Regions from separate parts of the Mus musculus genome. Here region 2 is linked to region 1. Evidence: chromatin contacts called from ENCODE Hi-C or POLR2A ChIA-PET data. All regions are on one chromosome and are shown on one strand. Each heading gives the region's core, a stretch centred on a gene start or an enhancer-like site at or near the end of the contact. The rest is flanking DNA. Distances are from core to core; before and after follow the strand shown.

Evidence for each region. A loop is a pair of places that touch in the nucleus more often than their neighbours do. ChIA-PET counts read pairs that join two places held with the same protein, here RNA polymerase II (POLR2A).
Region 2: a loop to region 1 is called in a map of left cerebral cortex, with 5 times the contacts of the local background. The contact joins the promoter of Dhodh here to the promoter of Psmd7 in region 1. A Hi-C loop is called at or near these places in 1 of 37 maps with a recorded cell type or tissue (left cerebral cortex). POLR2A ChIA-PET finds 5 or more read pairs at or near these places in 1 of 5 experiments (embryonic stem cell).

Annotation. Positions count from the first base shown.
Region 1 is chr8:107,587,114-107,590,905 of GRCm38, reverse strand. Psmd7 (proteasome (prosome, macropain) 26S subunit, non-ATPase, 7) reads left to right here and starts at 2,424. Exons shown (of 7, transcript NM_010817.2): 1 at 2,424-2,627. The coding sequence starts at 2,554.
Region 2 is chr8:109,606,993-109,610,605 of GRCm38, reverse strand. It overlaps Dhodh (dihydroorotate dehydrogenase), which reads left to right and starts at 1,933. Exons shown (of 9, transcript NM_020046.3): 1 at 1,933-2,254. The coding sequence starts at 2,234.

The sequences.
Region 1 (3,792 bases), core at 1,175-3,674:
CAGTAATGATGATGAAAAACAGCATCATTGGTCTCTGGGGAAAAGAGGGAAGAGGTTTCAAGACAGGGTTTCTCTGTGTAGCCCTGGCTGTCCTGGAACTCCCTCTGTAGACCAGGCTGGCCTCAAACTCAGAGACCTGCCTGCCTCTGCCTCCTGAGTGGTAGGAGGTGTATGCCACCACTGCCCAGCTTAACAAAATCTTTCTTATGTGTTCTATATACGTGAGCACACTGTCACTATCTTCAGACACACCAGAAGAGGGCATCAGTTCCCATTACAGATGGTTGTGAGCCACCATGAGGTTGCTGAGAACTGAACTCAAGACCTCTGGAAGAACTGTCAGTGCTCTTAGCCACTGAGCCATCTCTCCAGCCCCAACAAAATCTTTAAAATGAGACAAAGAATGAACCTGAGTGAATTTTAATGTACTTTGTCTCCAATAAACAAACTGAGGTCTATCTCCCATTGTTTTCCATTGTAGCCTTCGCTCTTCTTGTTCCTAGTTAACACCAAAATATACTTTCTTCTCCTTAACCCTTAAGTTTAAATGTATAAAACTGGTACGGATGGCTTTCTTCTAGCTCTGGTTATATAATTAGTAACATATAGACAGGGAGAAACTGATGAACTGGCCTGACTCCATTTAGGCTTAAAAACCATCTTATAATAAAGACAAACTAGGCTCATTTCTGTTTATGATTTGTAACCTTAATTACAAGTGGCTCTGCACTTCCTGTTCCAGAAAACTGTGCCTTTGTTTCCAACCATCTTGCAACCCTAACTTTGTTTCAAAAGGTTGTATGACTGCCTTGGTTCTCACTACCTTGTTAGGTCGTTGTTATGACTGCCTTGTTAAGACCACCTTGCAATCATGTCTATGTTTCAGAGGGTCTTTGCGACTGATGTCTTATGTTCATGTTCTGCTCCTGTAACCCTGCCTATTTTGAGCACCAAATCCCCTATTTGAAAATTCCCTACCTCTGAGCTATAAAAACCTTGTCTTTCTCATGCCCAATGCTGATTTCTTGAACCATCCCCTGCACCAGCACCACCACACACACACACACACACACACACACACACACACACACACACACACCCGTTTTTAGGAAGAGACAGCCCATGTACACAAATAAAAAAATGCTTGTTTTAAAGCTATGATATGCTTACAGACGGGAGACTGGCATGGCTGTCCTCTAAGAGGCCCTACCAGCAGTTGACTTAGACAGACAGATACTTACACCCAAGCATTGAATTGAAATTGGGGACCCCTATAAAAACTAAATTAAATTGAATAAATAAAAATGCTTGCTTTAATTAATTAATTTTAATTAATTTAGCCATGGTGTTTTGGGTTGGTGGCCTTTCTCCCCAAATCTTTGGGATTAACAAAACCTGAATGTTGTTGCACTCATTATGTCACAGTGAGCATTAAGGAAAATTCCCAGAAATAAAAACTATAGATAAAGTATCCAGTCATACACCCAAAGTGTGCCCTTGGTGTTAGAGACCGAGAGCATCTCTAAACCACGTGTGGTCGCATATGCTGTCACCCTTGTACTTAGGAGGAGGTAGAGACAGGGGACCACCCTGGACTATACAACAATTTCCATGCTAGTCAATGTCATAGAAGGCCCAACTTCAAAAGCAATGAAATAAAACATTAAAAATAAATAAATAAAAACCAGGTGTGATGGCATATGACTTTAACTCCAGCACTCAGGGAACAGAGGCAGGTAGAGGCCAGTCAGGTCTACAACGTGAGTTCCAGGACAGCCAGGGCTGTTACATAAAGAAACACCGTCTCAAAAAAAAAAAAAAAAAAAAAAAAAGAAGCAAAACAAAACAAAAACCAAAACCCAAAAACAAACAAACAAACAAATGAAACTCCTCTGGGAAATTTTGAAACAGTGCTGACTTAAAGTGTTAAGTGAAAGTTAAGGGCTGGTGAGATGGCTCAGTGGGTAGGAGCACCTGACTGCTCTTCCGAAGGTCCAGAGTTCGGATCCCAGCAACCACATGGTGGCTCACAACCATCCGTAGCGAGATCTGACTCCCTCTTCTGGTGTGTCTGAAGACAGCTACAGTGTACTTACATATAATAGATAAGTAAATCTTTGAAAAAAAAAAAAGAAAGTTAAATATATGTCGTTAATTATTTGATTAGTAGAAGTACACGCTGTTACTACTTATGTTTATCTGCCTTTTTCTACAACCTTCCAAGGAGGAGAAATGGTGAGCTGGCAAACAACTGAGGAAAAACAAAAACGAAAACAAAAACAAAAACAAAAACCTAGGGAAAGGCTCAATGCCAAGCTTCGTCAATAGCCTAAGTCCCACAGAAGGCAAGGCGGTTCTTTCCCTTTCTCAAGATGGCGCCCCTGGCGACAGGGCGGGCACGAGCGCAAAGCGCTCTGGGAGCGGAAGTCGACTGTGCAGCGGCGGTCAAACCGGAAGGGGAGGTGCTGGGGCCTGGAGGAGCGGCCTGTGTCGCTGCGGTTGCTGGTGTTTGCGGGTTGCAGGGAGCCGGGCCGGTGGTCGGGCTGTGTCGCGATGCCGGAGCTGGCGGTGCAGAAGGTGGTGGTTCACCCCCTGGTGCTGCTCAGTGTGGTGGATCATTTCAACCGGTGAGCGGGTGGCGCGTGGCGGCCACACGGCGCAGGGCTGCTGAGTCACGGGCGCGCCGGGCACAAACGCGGCGGCCGGGGACACGGGTTGGGACAAGCGACCCCAGCGGCTCCACACCGCGGTGCTCGGTACCCATTGACAGCCTCGCACCCCCACCGAGGCCGCCACTCCTGAGTCTGGCCCGCCTGGCGAGGCCCCGGAGCCGGAACGATGCTACCCGCCGAGGCCGCGCCTTTTCCCAGAACGGCTGGGCGCCGTTTAAGACCGAGCTTCAGTCTCGTGTGCCCGTGCCTGTAAAAGCTGTCACTGAAACCCCGGTCTCGGAGTCCCCGATGAACGATTTTCTGGATGAGGCAGGGATCATAGCCAAGTTTCGATTTGGGATTCTGGTCGAATGGTACCTTTAAAATGGGAATGAATAAGGTGTCGGCTTGTTCCTCTAAAAACGAGGCAGGTGCAGATTGGGGCCAGCCTACAGTTCCCTTGGGTAGCTCACTGCCACCCTTGCCTGCTCCAGCCGTTCATCCGGCCAGACCTGTTGCACGTGTTCGGAAGTTTTACAAGATAATTAGTGTGAGGAGTTAACAAATATGAAGGTCCAGTAGGGAGTCTACTTGCAGTCAAGTCGGCGCTAGTGCCTGGTCTGAAGCAGGCTTTGTGCAGCTAACTCAACCAGAGCCAAAAAAAAAAAAAAAAAAAAAAAACCTCAAGACGGAGCCTTTTGAGTCTGAATTCAGTTGTATTGTTCGGAATGCCTGGGATACTAGGGGCCCTGATGGGGTGAACACTGTTTAAGCTTTATTTTAACAATTGGTAAGAATGGGGGGGGGGGGTGCAGACACTGTTGGTAGTTGTATCAAGGAACAGATGGAGGGGCTTTAAAGACTCGTGGATGAAGTTTCCTTTGGCATGTGGAAACTCGTTGTTTGAAGTAGTTTTAGTGGGTTAGAGAGGTGTAATGTTACTTTCACTGTGGCTTGTGTGTTTCCTTAGCATAGAATTAAGTTGTTTCCAAATATGCAGTTTGTTAGTGGCTAAAGAAAACAATTCTTGCTGGGCGTGATGGCGCATGCCTTTAATCCCAGCACCCCGGAGGCAGAGGCAGGCGGATTTCTGAGTTCGAGGCCAGCCTGGTCTACAAAGTGAGTTCCAGGACAGCCAAGA
Region 2 (3,613 bases), core at 684-3,183, 2.0 Mb before region 1:
ACTTCTTAACGACAACGAATAAACACACACACAAACCAAGGCTGTCTATGATAAACTTATACCCTATGCTGTACCAAATGGGAACACTGAAAGAATTTCCTCTAAAATGAGGAATGAGTAAAGGCACCCATTTCCCAGTTTTACTCAGTACAGCACTGAGATTATTCTCTAGAGAGCAATGAGGCAAGATAAAGGAATAGAAGAGCTACAAACAGGACACAGAGAACTTAAGTATCCCTATTTGTAGACAATATGAGCCTATACCTAAAACACATTGAGAATTCCACCAGAACACTCTAATAGACGATACCAACTTTCAGGAAAATACCACGATACAAAATAAATACACCATGGTGGTATATACCTTTGGTCCCAACATTAGGGAACCAAAGGCAGGCAGACTTCTGAGTTCCAGGCCACAGATAAACCCCAAATCAAAACCAAAACTCAAAATCAATATAACAAACCCATCCTCAAGCAGTGAGACAGCTCAGTGGTCAAAGGTGCTTGCTGCCACACCTGACAGCCTGAGTTCTGTCCCCAGAAAGCACATGATGCAAAGACAGGACTGATTCCTGCGAGTTGTACCCTGATCTTTATACATGTACCATGCCCCCGCCCCCACCCCCCCCCAGAGTTATTTACTGGCCTACACATGTCTGCCATAGCAGGCTGCTGTCTGAACTCTCTCACACACAGAACAACAAATTTAAAACAAACAAACAAACATTCAATCACTAACCCAAACTCCTAGATACGTCACTTCTAGGTATAGTCCCTAAATAATCCAAGCTGGCATATGACCGAGGTACCTGTATATCTATGTTTTTTGGAGCAATATTCACAACAGCCAGTTTATGGAAGCAGTAACAGACAAACAGATCAAGATAATGATATATATGATACATATATGGTATGGAACAACATTCAACCATTAGAAAGAATAAAATGAGGTAATTTACAGGAAAATGTATGGGACTGGAGATCATGTTACATGAAGCAAGCCAATCTCAGACTGCTAAATATGCTTTTTTTCTTGTATGCAGGATACAGACCTTAAAAGGACTTATTTTTAGAATTTATGTGTACACACACACACATCTACCTGTTGGTATGGGAAAACCAGTACAGTGCCCCAGAAGAAATGTGGTCCTGGAGTTACAGGCAGTTGTGAGCTACCTGATGTGGGTGCTGGAAACGGAACTTGGGTCCTCGCCAAGAACATCAAGTGCTAACAGCTGAGCTATCTCTCCAGCCTCCTGTAACCTGACCCAAATTATGACCTAAAGTGGGGAAGTATTATTCCAGAAAAGGAAGGGGACCAGTGGGAAGGGGGACAATAGGATACAAACATAAGGTTAAGGGCCAGAGTACGTGGGTCCAATCATCTGTAACTACCGTTCCAGAGGATTCAATGCCCTCCTCTGGCCTCTGTAAACGCTTGGCACAGAGGCACTTGAGTGCTGAGGCAGGATTGGTTTTTAGAAAAACCTGGCCTACACCATAAGATTATCTTAAAAATAAAACCATATTTACTTATCAACACCTCAGAGTTTACTTTTAAAACCAGTGGGTAAATTTTTGTGTGTTTGCATGAGTGTACTTTTTTTTTCCTTCTCCCTGTAGAGACAGGGTTTCTCCATGTTGTAGCCTAGGCTCTCCTGGAACTCATTCTGTAGACCAGGCTGGCCTCAAACTCACAGAGATATGCTTGCCTTTGCCTGCCAAGCGCTGGGATTAAAGGCCGGCGCCACCACTGCCCTGATAAAACAGAATTCTTAGGATTTCTGTTTCAGAAAGGGGGCTATGAAAGCCATACCGCAGCACCGGCATAAAGACAACCGTGCGGAACCTTCGGGCTGCATCGCCCTTTGTTTCCTTCCCAGGGACAGGGAAGCATTAGGGTAGTGCGCACTACCGGGCGCTGGGGTTGGTCTGCAGATTTCGGAAGCGTCTGCTCCCCACTCGAGACTTCCGGAAGCCTCCTCCTCACGGTTGCACCGAAGGAAGGGTGCGCGACTTCAGAGCAGCGTCCCTTAGGAGGCGCGACAGCGACAAGACAGAAAGTAGGCACGTCCCGCCACGGAGCCTGACTCCGGGCAGAGCGCACGCGTTCGGCTGTCCAATCAACGTCTAGGGGCGGGCCGGCTGGTGGGGCTTGGGAGATAGGTGGAGCCGAGCCCACATTCTCCAATGGGATGCAGGCAGAGGCGGGCTTAATGGCAGAAGGAGCATGGCGTGGAGACAGCTGAGAGTGAGTCCTGCGCGGGGAAGCTCATTCGTGGTGTGGATAACCGGCAGGGAGGGGGATGAGGCTGGGAAACTGAAAGGCTGGGACCCTTGAAGTGTGACCTGCACGTGCACAGCTAAGGGCATGCAAAAAGCAAGCGTATGTGGGCAGAGGCTAGGCTGAACCTGAGAGATACGCGGGCATTTTTTTTTTTTTTAAATTGATCCAAGTATCGGGCCTTTGTGAGGACACGATCGCCTACGCTCCAAGGAGGGATGAAATAAGACATAAGGCCACCCTTTTGGATCAAGTGTGGTCAGAATGGAAGTTCCATGTGAAGAGTTCTTAGTTGTGACCCTGGTCTGGAAAAAGGGCACAGATACTGGTGCTTGACTTGAGGAATTTCTGCAAACTCCCCGAGGAGGGAGAATGAATACTTGGTTTGTGTTGCAGGCAAATCTGATCATATCTGCTACTTCCTTGTTTAGTGGACAAATCCCATTAAAAAAAAAAAAAAAAGTGTAGGCGCGCGCGCACGTGCGTGTGTGCACACGTGAGTGCAGATACCCTCTGAGACCAGAGGGTTTTGGATCCTCTAGAGCTCCAGTTGTGAGCCGCCTGACATGGGAGCTGGAACCGAACTCAGTTCCTCTGGCAGAGCAGCACGTGCACTTAAACCAAATCTGTTAGCCAAATGTTGGCTGACGCCTCTCTTCTTTTCTCCTGTTTCATTTAAAGCAGTGTTTTCCTTTTAGTTCCAAGCAGCCGTCTATCCCTCCCCCATGCCTTGGCCCCTCTCATTGGCCTCATCCACCTAGAGATCTCTTCTCCAGCTGCTATCTCCTCTTTAGCTTGTGTCTAACCTTTGAAAGTCAGCTTTTACTCGCTTCCTCAAGATCCTTCCATGATTTATCCCTTCATGTCACTTGTCATGGCTCTATGTTTATGTGGCCATTAGTTTGTCTCTTGGGTTACACTCTCCTGAAGAACAGGTTTGCTTGCCTTTGGTGAAGGATCGAATGAGTGCATTAGCCACATAGCATCTGGCAGTGATAGTTATCGAAAAGCATAGGGAAGCACTTTTGACTGGGTTGTGGTTCTCTGCCCAACAAGACTTAAGCTATGTTTATATTGTAACCACTTTTATATTATACTCATATGACATTTTATGCTGGTAACCTTTCTAGGTATAATTTTAAAGTGTAAACAAACACCATGTTCTTACCACAGTATGAAGGAGAAATGAAAACATGCGTTTTAGTATGTAGAAGTCAGAGCACCACTCACCCCTATAGATGGTCAAATGTTTAAGCCTCTCCTTAGAAATGATTGCCACAGGTGTGCCCTGGTTTACAAGCAGAGCATCATACTCTCTGGTGAGGC